Linked DNA regions of Homo sapiens: region 1 is linked to region 2. A link is a loop called in an ENCODE intact Hi-C map of the cell type or tissue named here. Cell type or tissue: heart right ventricle. All regions are shown on one strand. Each heading gives the region's core, and the rest is flanking DNA. Links, peaks and the distances in the headings are about the cores only. Region 1 has its middle 120 kb from the start of LINC03005. Region 2 has its middle 210 kb from the start of LINC03005.

What was found. Peaks named below come from ENCODE experiments on the same cell type or tissue, not always from the same donor. Only the 100,000 strongest peaks of a DNase experiment are listed, where the experiment ranks them.
Region 1: it touches region 2 in a loop (2.0-fold over the local background); 1 of 110 quality-filtered maps calls a loop at or near these places.

Annotation. Positions count from the first base shown.
Region 1 is chr6:22,831,822-22,837,208 of GRCh38, forward strand. No RefSeq gene overlaps it. Among named protein-coding and RNA genes, the nearest start is that of LINC03005, 120 kb to the left of the region's middle. In heart right ventricle, for the core only: no CTCF peak of the experiment used is centred there; no DNase peak of the experiment used is centred there.
Region 2 is chr6:22,923,617-22,929,003 of GRCh38, forward strand. No RefSeq gene overlaps it. Among named protein-coding and RNA genes, the nearest start is that of LINC03005, 210 kb to the left of the region's middle. In heart right ventricle, for the core only: no CTCF peak of the experiment used is centred there; a DNase peak (open chromatin) is centred at 3,203; H3K27ac peaks cover 3,554 bases.

The DNA of each region.
Region 1 (5,387 bases), core at 66-5,065, 92 kb before region 2:
TTTGTCATTATAAAAGAGTGTTATAAAAAATTCTAATTTCTTTCTTTATTCAAAAAACAGTTATTAAGCATCTTGCTCATTTCAGGCCACGTGGGAAGCATTGATAGAAATGTAGAATGGATGCTATGGAATATATGTCATCAGTTACAGCTTTGGTTCTTTATAGACTGAGGGATGCTTTATGTAGATCTTTGCTATGGTACCGACTAGACTGATTCAGATAGCCAGCTACTACATAGATTATTTTCCAAATCATTACAGTCTATCTACCTACTCCTTAGATCAGTTGTTCATGGAAATATGGTACAGTCATTGAGAAAACCAAAGACACAAATAATTGATATGTAAATTGTCGTTTATCATTGGTTTGTGTGTCATTCATTATGCCCTCTTAGAAAGAAGACAAAGTTACTTAGGAGAAAATAAAAACAAGAAGATATAAAACAGAAATAATATTTTTAAAAAGCATAAAGATATTTTATGATGCAAAGGCATTAAAAATCAAATCTTTCTAGCTCATTGGTAACTTAGGAAAGTAGGTATAATTTATAGCTACCATCTTTAAGGAATATTTTATGAGGATTATGATTTGCCTTAAAAAGTTTCCCAAACAATCCCACCAGATCCAACCTTTCTTGTCAGCTTCTTCAGCAACTATTAATTAACAGGATTTATCTCTTATCAGATTGGGATCAAAGGGAATAAACCACCCTGCGCAGAGATTATGCTTTAGGCATTTATTCTCCAATTCATAAATTAAATAGCAATGTGATACAGAAGAAAATAATGACTGACAGATTAGGGTTATTACAAATGAGTATAATATCTCAAGGCAGGAGGTTAAAATAAAAATAATTTAGCCTTCCTTTTATATGTATGCCAGAGCAACAGGGCCCCATTATCACCCCATATGTATATTTTCCTTCTTGAATAAATTATTATATAAGATTGTTTATTCATGTGCGGACATAACCTAGTGCTATGGCAACTATGGAACAAAACATTATATATTCACCTTTCAATTTTTTATAATACTGTTTATTTTGTATTAGTCACATGGAAACAGACTTCCAGAGAAGCTCTAATGAATAGTTTTAAATGTATTCTCCTATTGATTTTGTTATATGACAGTGAGAATTTCTTAACAACATGAAGGAAACCATAGAATTATAAAGCTAGAAGAGAGGTTGAGGTCAAGATGGCTGACTAGATGCAGGTAGTATGTGCATCCTCCACGGAGAGGAACCAGAATAGTAAGTAGAGATATTTTGAAGAGATCATCTAGGAGAGAACACTAACATTCACCAGAGATAGAAAGCACCAGAAGTAAGTAAGGAGAGGTTTTGAGGCAGCTTGCCTGGCCGGGGACTAAGAGCCAAAAGAGGTTCCTGGAGATGGGGAATCAGTAAGAGAGAAACCCCCAGGGCTCCACGTTCTGAAACAAACTTTTATAATCTTGGCTACAGGAGAAACCTTTGACCTGTTAGAGTAAGTAGCTAGGCAGACATGAGCAGGGGAGGAAAGGCCCCCACCCAGGAATGTCAGGCGATCATCAGGTGATGGCCAGGCAGTTGTTAAACTGTTTCTCTAAAATAGTAATTGGTCACAGCTGGTGCCAGGGAACGGCTAACTCTTGAAGCTAGTGATCAGCAGCTTCCTGATAAGGTCTCAAGAGTTGGGTGAGAAGGCTCAAGCATGTGCACTAAGAGGTAAAATGGTGGAATTTAACTGGTATATGACCTTCCTCTAGGAATGCTCAACTGGTAAGGGAAAAGCGCCTCAAATGAGCATGGGCACAACTTCAGTAAACACACCACGCATGTGACCTCTGTGCATGTGGACAGCCCCCGAGGGAAAAATCGAGGGAGGAGAAATGGAAACCCCAGAATCATGCCAATGTATAAAACTGCAAGTCAAGGGTTGGACAGAGGATTTGGGTCTCTCAAGTTGCCTGCTTGTCCCTCTTCCAAGTGTACTTTACTTCCTTTTGTTCCTGCTCTAGAACTTTTTAATAAACATTCACTCCTCCTCTAAAACTTGCCTCAGTCTCTCCTTCTGCCTTATGCCCCTTGGCCACATTGCTTCCTCAAGGAGGCAAGAATTGAGTTTGCTGCAGACATGTATGGATTCAGCACTGCTAACAGACCCATTATGGTTTCAAGCCTGACATACAGCACTGCCTAAAGATTTCACAGAGATGTTACTCCAGAAACAGAACCCATGCAGCATCCCATCAACATCTAAGCCTGGAGCAGCTTCAGCTGAGAGCCATTTTGAGAACCTAGATACCAGTGATCTACAGAAATGGCTGTTGCTGCTGCACTGCCTTGAGGAGGCAGAGAGGAGATTGTCATCCCACAAACCCCTGATAGGGTCCCTACTGCCCTGCTTTGGGCTGCTGTTGAGACTGAGATGTGAATGAGCCATACTCCTCACAGCTGCTTGTTCACACTCCTTGCCTAAGAAGGATTTTGCTCTCTCTCGATCCAAGCCCAAGGCACCGTTTTGAGAGTTTAATGCTGGACTTCACCCCCCCTTCACCTTGGACTGAGTTTGGGCTAATGTAGCTGCATCTGTCACCCAGCCAAGAAGGGACAGGCTCCTTTACACATCTAGGACAATAACAACTGACCTGCAGTGGCCTGCTGTGAGACCAAGATGCAAGTGGACTGCACACTCTGTAGTTTCTTGTTCATCCTGCCTACCTAGGAGAGGCCCCTCCCTTGTCTCAGGCCCAAGGTGTCATTTTGAGGGTTTAATCCTGGGTCACATCCCATGGTTGGGCTGAGTTCAAGTTGGCATGACTGCAGCCACCACCTGGCCAAGGAGGAACAAAGAAACTAGGCTCTCCTATCTAGAACAATACCCACCACACTATCATGGGCTACTGTGAGACTGAGACTTGAGTGAACCATACTGACCACAGCATCTTACCCATGTTGCTCATCTAAGAGGGGCCCTGCCCTTTCTGTTCATAAACCCACAGTTTGCACCAATTTGAGGGTTTAACACTGGGCTGTGCCCCACCTTTGAGTTGAGTTTGAGCAAATGTGATTACAGCCACACTACCCAGCCAGGGAAGAGATGGGGAGACAAAGATTTCCTAAGCACACTTTGGACAATAGCCACTACCCTCCTATGGGCAGCTGGGGGACTAGGGACTAGCCCACCCAACACATCACAGCTTTCAGCTACACCAGCATAGACTTCTTGGGTACCAGTGGGTGGCTACACCACTGCTACAACCATCACCCACACCAACTCAGCTGCCCAAGGGTCTAAGAACCAACCCACATACCTGGTCCACCTCTTCCACTTCTAGTTTCTAAGCAAGCCACCTGAAGATTCAAGAATCAGATCTCCAGGACCCTCTAACACTAGAGCCAGTGTAAACTGCTCTAGGGCCTTAAACAGGGCATATTTACCCCACTGCTGCCACCACCAGGGCCCAAAGATTAGCTCAGTTTACATCCAAGTCCTCCCCAAAAATTGCACCACTACTTGAATTAATAACTATACCCTAAGCAACTGAGGAAATCACAGATACCACTGACTCTGTGTATTGCCAAAGAAGTAATGCAAAGATCACACTACCACAGGCACCCAAAGTCAAAGTCAAACTACATTAATCAACAATATACATACAACCTCAGGGAAAATTTCTCCCCTACAAAAGTAATTTCAAAAAATTGGAACAAGCAACTGCTACATCAGATGCACAGATATCAGTGGAAGACCACAGGAAACATGAAAAAGCAGGGAAATATGACACAACCAAAAGATAAAACAATTGTCTAGCAACATATCCCAATCAAAAAGAACTCCTAGAAATGTCAGATAAAGAATTCAAAATAGCTCTCCCTCTCCCTCTCCCTCTCCCTCTCCCTCTCCGTCTCCGTCTCCCTCTCCCTCTCCCTCTCCCTCTCCCTCTCCCCTCTTTCCAAGGTCTCCCTCTGATGCCGAGCCGAAGCTGGACTGTACTGCTGCCATCTCGGCTCACTGCAACCTCCCTGCCTGATTCTCCTGCCTCAGCCTGCCGAGTGCCTGCGATTGCAGGCGCGTGCCGCCACGCCTGGCTGGTTTTCGTATTTTTGGGTGGAGACGGGGTTTCGCTGTGTTGGCCGGGCTGGTCTCCAGCTCCTAACCGTGAGTGATCCGCCAGCCTCGGCCTCCCGAGGTGCCGGGATTGCAGACGGAGTCTCCTTCACTCAGTGCTCAATGGTGCCCAGGCTGGAGTGCAATGGCGTGATCTCGGCTCGCTACAACATCCACCTCCCAGCAGCCTGCCTTGGCCTCCCAAAGTGCCGAGATTGCAGCCTCTGCCCGGCCGCCACCCCGTCTGGGAAGTGAGGAGCGTCTCTGCCTGGCCGCCCATCGTCTGGGATGTGAGGAGCCCCTCTGCCTGGCTGCCCAGTCTGGAAAGTGAGGAGCATCTCTGCCCAGCCGCCATCCCATCTAGGAAGTGAGGAGCGCCTCTTCCCGGCCACCATCCCATCTAGGAAGTGAGGAGCGTCTCTGCCCGGCCACCCATCGTCTGAGATGTGGGGAGCGCCTCTGCCCTGTCGCCCCGTCCCGGATGTGAGGAGCGTCTCTGCCCGGCCACCCCGTCTGAGAAGTGAGGAGACCCTCTGCCTGGCAACCGCCCTGTCTGAGAAGTGAGGAGCCCCTCCGCCCAGCAGCCGCCCCATCTGAGAAGTGAGGAGCCCCTCCGCCCGGCAGCCACCCCGTCTGGGAAGTGAGGAGCGTCTCCACCTGGCAGCCACCCCGTCCGGGAGGGAGGTGGGGGGGTCAGCCCCCCGCCCGGCCAGCCGCCCCATCCGGGAGGGAGGTGGGGGGGTCAGCCCCCCGCCTGGCCAGCCGCCCCATCCGGGAGGTGAGGGGCGCCTCTGCCCGGCTGCCCCTACTGGGAAGTGAGGAGCCCCTCTGCCCGGCCAGCCGCCCCGTCCAGGAGGGAGGTGGGGGGGGTCAGCCCCCCGCCTGGCCAGCCGCCCCATCCGGGAGGTGAGGGGCGCCTCTGCCCGGCCGCCCCTACTGGGAAGTGAGGAGCCCCTCTGCCCGGCCAGCCGCCCCGTCCAGGAGGGAGGTGTGGGGGTCAGCCCCCCGCCCGGCCAGCCGCCCTGTCTGGGAGGGAGGTGGGGGGGTCAGCCCCCTGCCCGGCCAGCCGCCCCATCCAGGAGGTGAGGGGCGCCTCTGCCCGGCCGCCCCTACTGGGAAGTGAGGAGCCCCTCTGCCCGGCCAGCCGCCCCGTCCGGGAGGGAGGTGGGGGGGGTCAGCCCCCCGCCTGGCCAGCTGCCCCGTCCGGGAGGGGGGGGGGTCAGCCTCCCGCCGGGCCAGCCGCCCCGTCCGGGAGGTGAGGGGCGCCTCTGCCCAGCCGCCCCTACTGGGAA
Region 2 (5,387 bases), core at 225-5,224:
CCTTTGCTTCAGCAGTCTCTGAGAGTATAGTTACTTCACAAGCCTCTGCCTTCTCTATACCAACCCTTTATATATCTCTAGTAGGACTCAGTTACCAGTCCTCCATACATTCCTTTGGCTGGGAGGCACTGCAGAGGATCAGAGGATACAGGGGACACATTGGTGATTTCCTTAAAGCCCCTTTCTCCTAAATAAGAGATAAAGGGCAGATATTCTCTTTTGTTCACTTTGGGTTGGAAGAAATTTAAAATACTTCTCTCTCCTAAGAAAATGTCCCCCAAAATACTCAATTCATCAGCTCCAAATTCTTTTATCCCCTCCATGTGCATGAGGAGTCTCAGAACATCCAAGTCATTCATGTCAGTATTCAAAAACAATTTTTTTCAGTCTTGAGCTAGCACTGCCTTTAAAATATGCTTCACCTGAAACTTTCTATCAAGCATCTTCTTATGTAAATAACACTGAGGGATTTTACTCCCTACAGAAACTTGTTGACACAGAAATAAGTGTGTTTATTGACTGGTGTTTGAGAACTCATAAATATAACTCTTTGAAACACTGTAATATTTGCCAATATCTTATTATAACACTGCACATGGTTTATACTTTTGAAAAACTAAAATAGTTGGAGTATAATATCTCTGCAGAAGGCCTTTGAAACTTTGCGTCAAAATGCCCTAAATTAGACTTTTCATGTCACTATCAAAAACTATTAAATACTCTTATCATCACAGTATGAAGAGAGATTTTCATGTTTTGCATTTAACAAAATAAAGGATCAGAAATATTGTTGGTTATTTTAATACACATCAAGAAATCCAAGACCAGGAAGTACATCTTAAGGTATTCTGAACCTCTATTATCCACTATGATAGTCACTACCCAATTGAAGCTATACAAATTCAGATTTAAATTAATTAACTTATGTAGAATTAAATATTCCAGTTCTTAAGTGCATTAGCCATGGTTCAAGTGCCCAATAGTCATAACAGGTTAGAGACTACCATATAGAACAGTGCAAATATTTTTAAATTGCATCATTATAAAAATTTCTTTTGGACAACACTGCTCTAGAGAAAGATACCACAGTTAAACCCATATGCATGGAATCAGAGGAAGTAGGGAAATGTTTGAGAATTGCTTAGGATGAGACTTCTAAAGTAGCATTAACAGTTTGTCCAGGTAAATGACTAAATGCCTCTTCTGGTACAGCACAGCGTCCCATTTTGGTGATGTGGCTTAGGAAGGCTTCAAATCGGGCAGTTAGTACACAGCTGCTAAAATACAAATTTTCTGCTAAAATACAAATAAATTATCTAGATATAACTAGATCTAGACCTAACTGCCTCAGAGAAGCTGAAAGAGAATCTAAAAAGGGGCAAAGTAAAGACTTGACATGGTGCAAATTAAACTTACAGTTAAATATGTTTATCTTTGAAAGACAGTCACTTGATTTACAAGCATGAGGTTTTTCCATTTTCTTTTCCTATGTCCTTAAAATAGTTATGATTTGCATCCACAATCATTTATTAGGATGATGAGATCTGTTGTTACCGTGTGTAAGATGTCATTGGAACATTTCTAGAGAAAATTGTAACGCAATTCTCTTTTTAAGCTTTATTTGTGATTTGCTTTTTAAAATTGACTTCTTTTGTTTCAAAAGAGCAGGAAAGGTGAGATAAAACCTGGAGATAATAAAAAAATATATATCCTGTTTGTCTGTTTTCTGTACAAAACAAAAGGTTAGAGCTATTATTTTTTCTTCAAAATAAAGCAAATAACTCTTTGGTCATCTATAACAGGGCAGCACTATTTTGAACAGTTTGATGTCATTTCTACATCCCTCAAGGAAACAAAGGGGAAAGTCAGAGGAAAGGGAAAAGGCAGCTTTGATAAGTTATGCCAGTCACTGGTCCCTGAGAGTGAAGCATCCTGTTTTTATCATGTGGCTGAAAACCAGAGAGAAAAAAAATTTACTGTGATCAGTGGTATCCATTCTTTTGTTATTTCACAGCTACCGGACACAATTCTCTAAATAATCAAACTAAATGAGGACCTTTTTAGTGACAACTGTGAAACAATGGGTCAGACTGGGTAAAGGTCAGTGGAAAATAACAGTTTGAGGTGGAGAAAGAATAGTGACAAGCCAGAGAAATCTCGTGGTATGAATAACATCCAGAGTCAGGAGTGACTGTTGTCACTAGATTTTATGACTGTCCTATCAATGCCATCAATTAATACTTCCAATTATTGTTAAAGTCAGTGGGCTATACTACACATAAAAAGTAATAGAAAATGTGATGCTCATAAAAGTGAAGAAGTCTTTCTAAACAAAAAATGCCTTTTAAATTAACTTTTTGTCGTTCCTAGGATTGCCATATCCATTAATCATTCAATCATTTAAAAGGGCTTCTAGCAAAATGACCTCAGGGATTGCTACCATTTGGAATTCATATCCATTCAGTCGTCTTATCTCTGGGTGTCCAGGTGCATTCCTATAGCATTTATCAACGTAGCATCTATGGGATGTCACCTCAGCACAAGTACATGTGCAGCAATTATAGAAGAAACACCTCTTCACCCTTCTTTATATCAGACTGTCTTTCTAGTACAACCTCCATGCTGGGGCAGAAAGAGACCTCTGTCTCTAGGCCTTGGTATCTTTAGCAAAAATATTTGAGGAAAAATCTTAACTTCTTTTTGTAACAAATATAATGCTTTAGTTAATATAAGATTACTCAATATGAAACTATCTAGTAACTAGCTTGCTTGCATTCCTAGTATCTTTGTAAGGACTTGGAAAAAATATTAAAAAGAAAATTCAGCCAATCACCTGGATGTTTGTTTTACTTGCTGCCAAACATCTGGATATTTACATATATCATGATGATAATATCCTTCAGTGATTTTTACATGAATTGTGTAGATACAGCCTTAGATTGGGGGCAAGATCAGTTGAAATGATTTGACAGAGCTATTTATACAATTAAGCCTTTACTAAAAGGGAATGTGAGTTAAGCTTCTGCCATTTAGAGCGTTATTATGATTTATATGGAATTGGCTTAATATTTTAGAATTTCTGCATATTTTTCCCTCCATGATAGCTTGAAGCCTCCTAGTGAATTAAAAATATTCAAGCACTTAGAGTCCCAATGGATTGCCACTGGGAGTGAACAGAAGGTTTCTCTCCCTCCCCCGCCTTTTCCTGTTTTCAAGTTGCAGGGCCAGATATATGGTTGTGAGACAACACAGAAGCAGTGTCAAGAAAACCATTTTGCTCAAGGGACCTGGCAGCTGAACTCTCCCCAAATGCTTTTAGAAAGAAAAAATATATATATTAAATGCCAATTTAAAACAAATCCAAAGATTTGTGGAGCCCTTGTTCACCTTATGATGCTGCTGTAGATATGAATGTACACCAAATGAGGTAACAGATTAAGAAAAGTCAATGCTTAAATTCTCTGGAGTTTTCTAACAAGAGATCTGGGCAGTATAAAAGCATATCAGGTTTCTCAGAGATTATTAACTCTGGACTGCATTTCAAAGTATATCAAGTGCTGTCTGCTTTATACCAAACGGAAGGGAATACACTACCAGACTCAGCAGACAGAATTAATAAGAACTGTAATAAATCAAATTAAGAAATATTTATTGAACATCTCTGTGTCTCCAGCATTAAACTGTTAGGTATGGGATGTATATGAAATATAAATGAAAAGATCTGTGGTCTCAGGAAAGCTTAAATGAATTTGAGCAGATAAGACAACTGCATAGAAAAGAAATAATAATGCAGAATTCAAACAGCAATTCAGAAGGAATATCTCAAGAAAATACCATAAATGATAAAAATAGCTCTAACAGGAACATAAAAGACCACACCACTTAAAATTTTAAGTTGAAAAGATAGCTTCATGAAAATTTTGCTGTAGAGAATAATGTTGGGCCTCAAAATATAGATATTTACACTTCTCCAGAGACACCAGGCTTTGACTGAGTCCTGTATTTGTTCCCAATTAAATGTCATGTTTATAAACAGAGTAAATAACCAAAATGCTCACAGCCAATGATGTGCATGAAATGAAGTTATAAGGAAATGATTATATAAAAATATATAATAGTGAAGTCATTGAATCATGATGTAGGATAAAATGGCTCCTTGCCCTTAAAAACATCATATGACACAGTAACTAAACGTTGTTTATTATTGTTATTACTATTGTTATATTTTTGTAGAGACAGGGTCTCACTATGTTGCCCAGGCTGGTCTTGAACTCCTGGGCTCAAACGATCCTCCCTCCTCGGCCTCTCACAATGGTGGGATTACAGGCTTGAGCCACCAAGCCCGGTCTAAAGGTTCTATCTAAGTTGCTGGGCTAACCCCAATTATCTACCAAATCTGGTAACCCCACAATAAGTCTAATCTCTGAAAGGGTTCCTTGCATAGCGCTTTCCTCTCATTTCCTTCTTTTTGCACTGCTAACTATGCTCAATAAGAAAATCAAAATCCAAACTTGTTTTTTGATCTAAGATAAATCACGTGTGTCCCCATTCTCTTTGACCTGAAGGCGCCTGAACAAGCCCTGATGTAAATGACCTAGCTATGGGATGCATTCAGATATTGCTGTTACATCATCACAATGTAACAGAGAGTTGCAACACGATGTGACAAACAGTTTAGAGAAAGAACAATAATAAATAACCATGACACTCAGTATAAAATGGGCAAATGAAATATTTTTAATATTGTAGTGTTTTAAATATTAACCGCTTATTTTAAATGAAGAATCTTAGATTAAATTATCTAAAACAGAGAAAGAGATAAGAAGGCCAAACCGCTTATTTGAACGAAAAGGGGATATATAATTATTTTGTTACAGGTTTTGGTACTTTGATGTAATTCTAAGAACGGTGGGAAATCTTTAAGTGCTGATCTCAAGTAGAACTAAAAAGAGCATGTCTCTGCTAAAAACAGAACTGAAAGAGATCCCAAAGCAAAATAGAAGAAAATGTAAAAAGTGAAGAAATGAAAATGAATGCATATAACAAGATGACAAAATTAAAATCAAACAGTATATCCATAAGGGACTGGCAAGAGACAGGTGAGATTGGGTAATTCAACAAAAGTGCTACTTAAAATGTATGTGCAGTTTTATGGACATCACTAAGGTACATTCAGTATCCTGAAGCTAGGATTAGAAAACTTTCTGAGCTATAAACCTGAAGGGCAAAAGGAGGAAACAGTTATCAGGACTGGGAAAGTGTGCCTGGAGAGACAGTCTTCGGCCTGGCTGTGGCATTTGGGAAAGAGACAGGGCAATCACAGAGACCCAGCAGGAAGGAATGAGGATAATAACCCCTTGGCCTCATTCTCTTCCTTTTCTGCCATC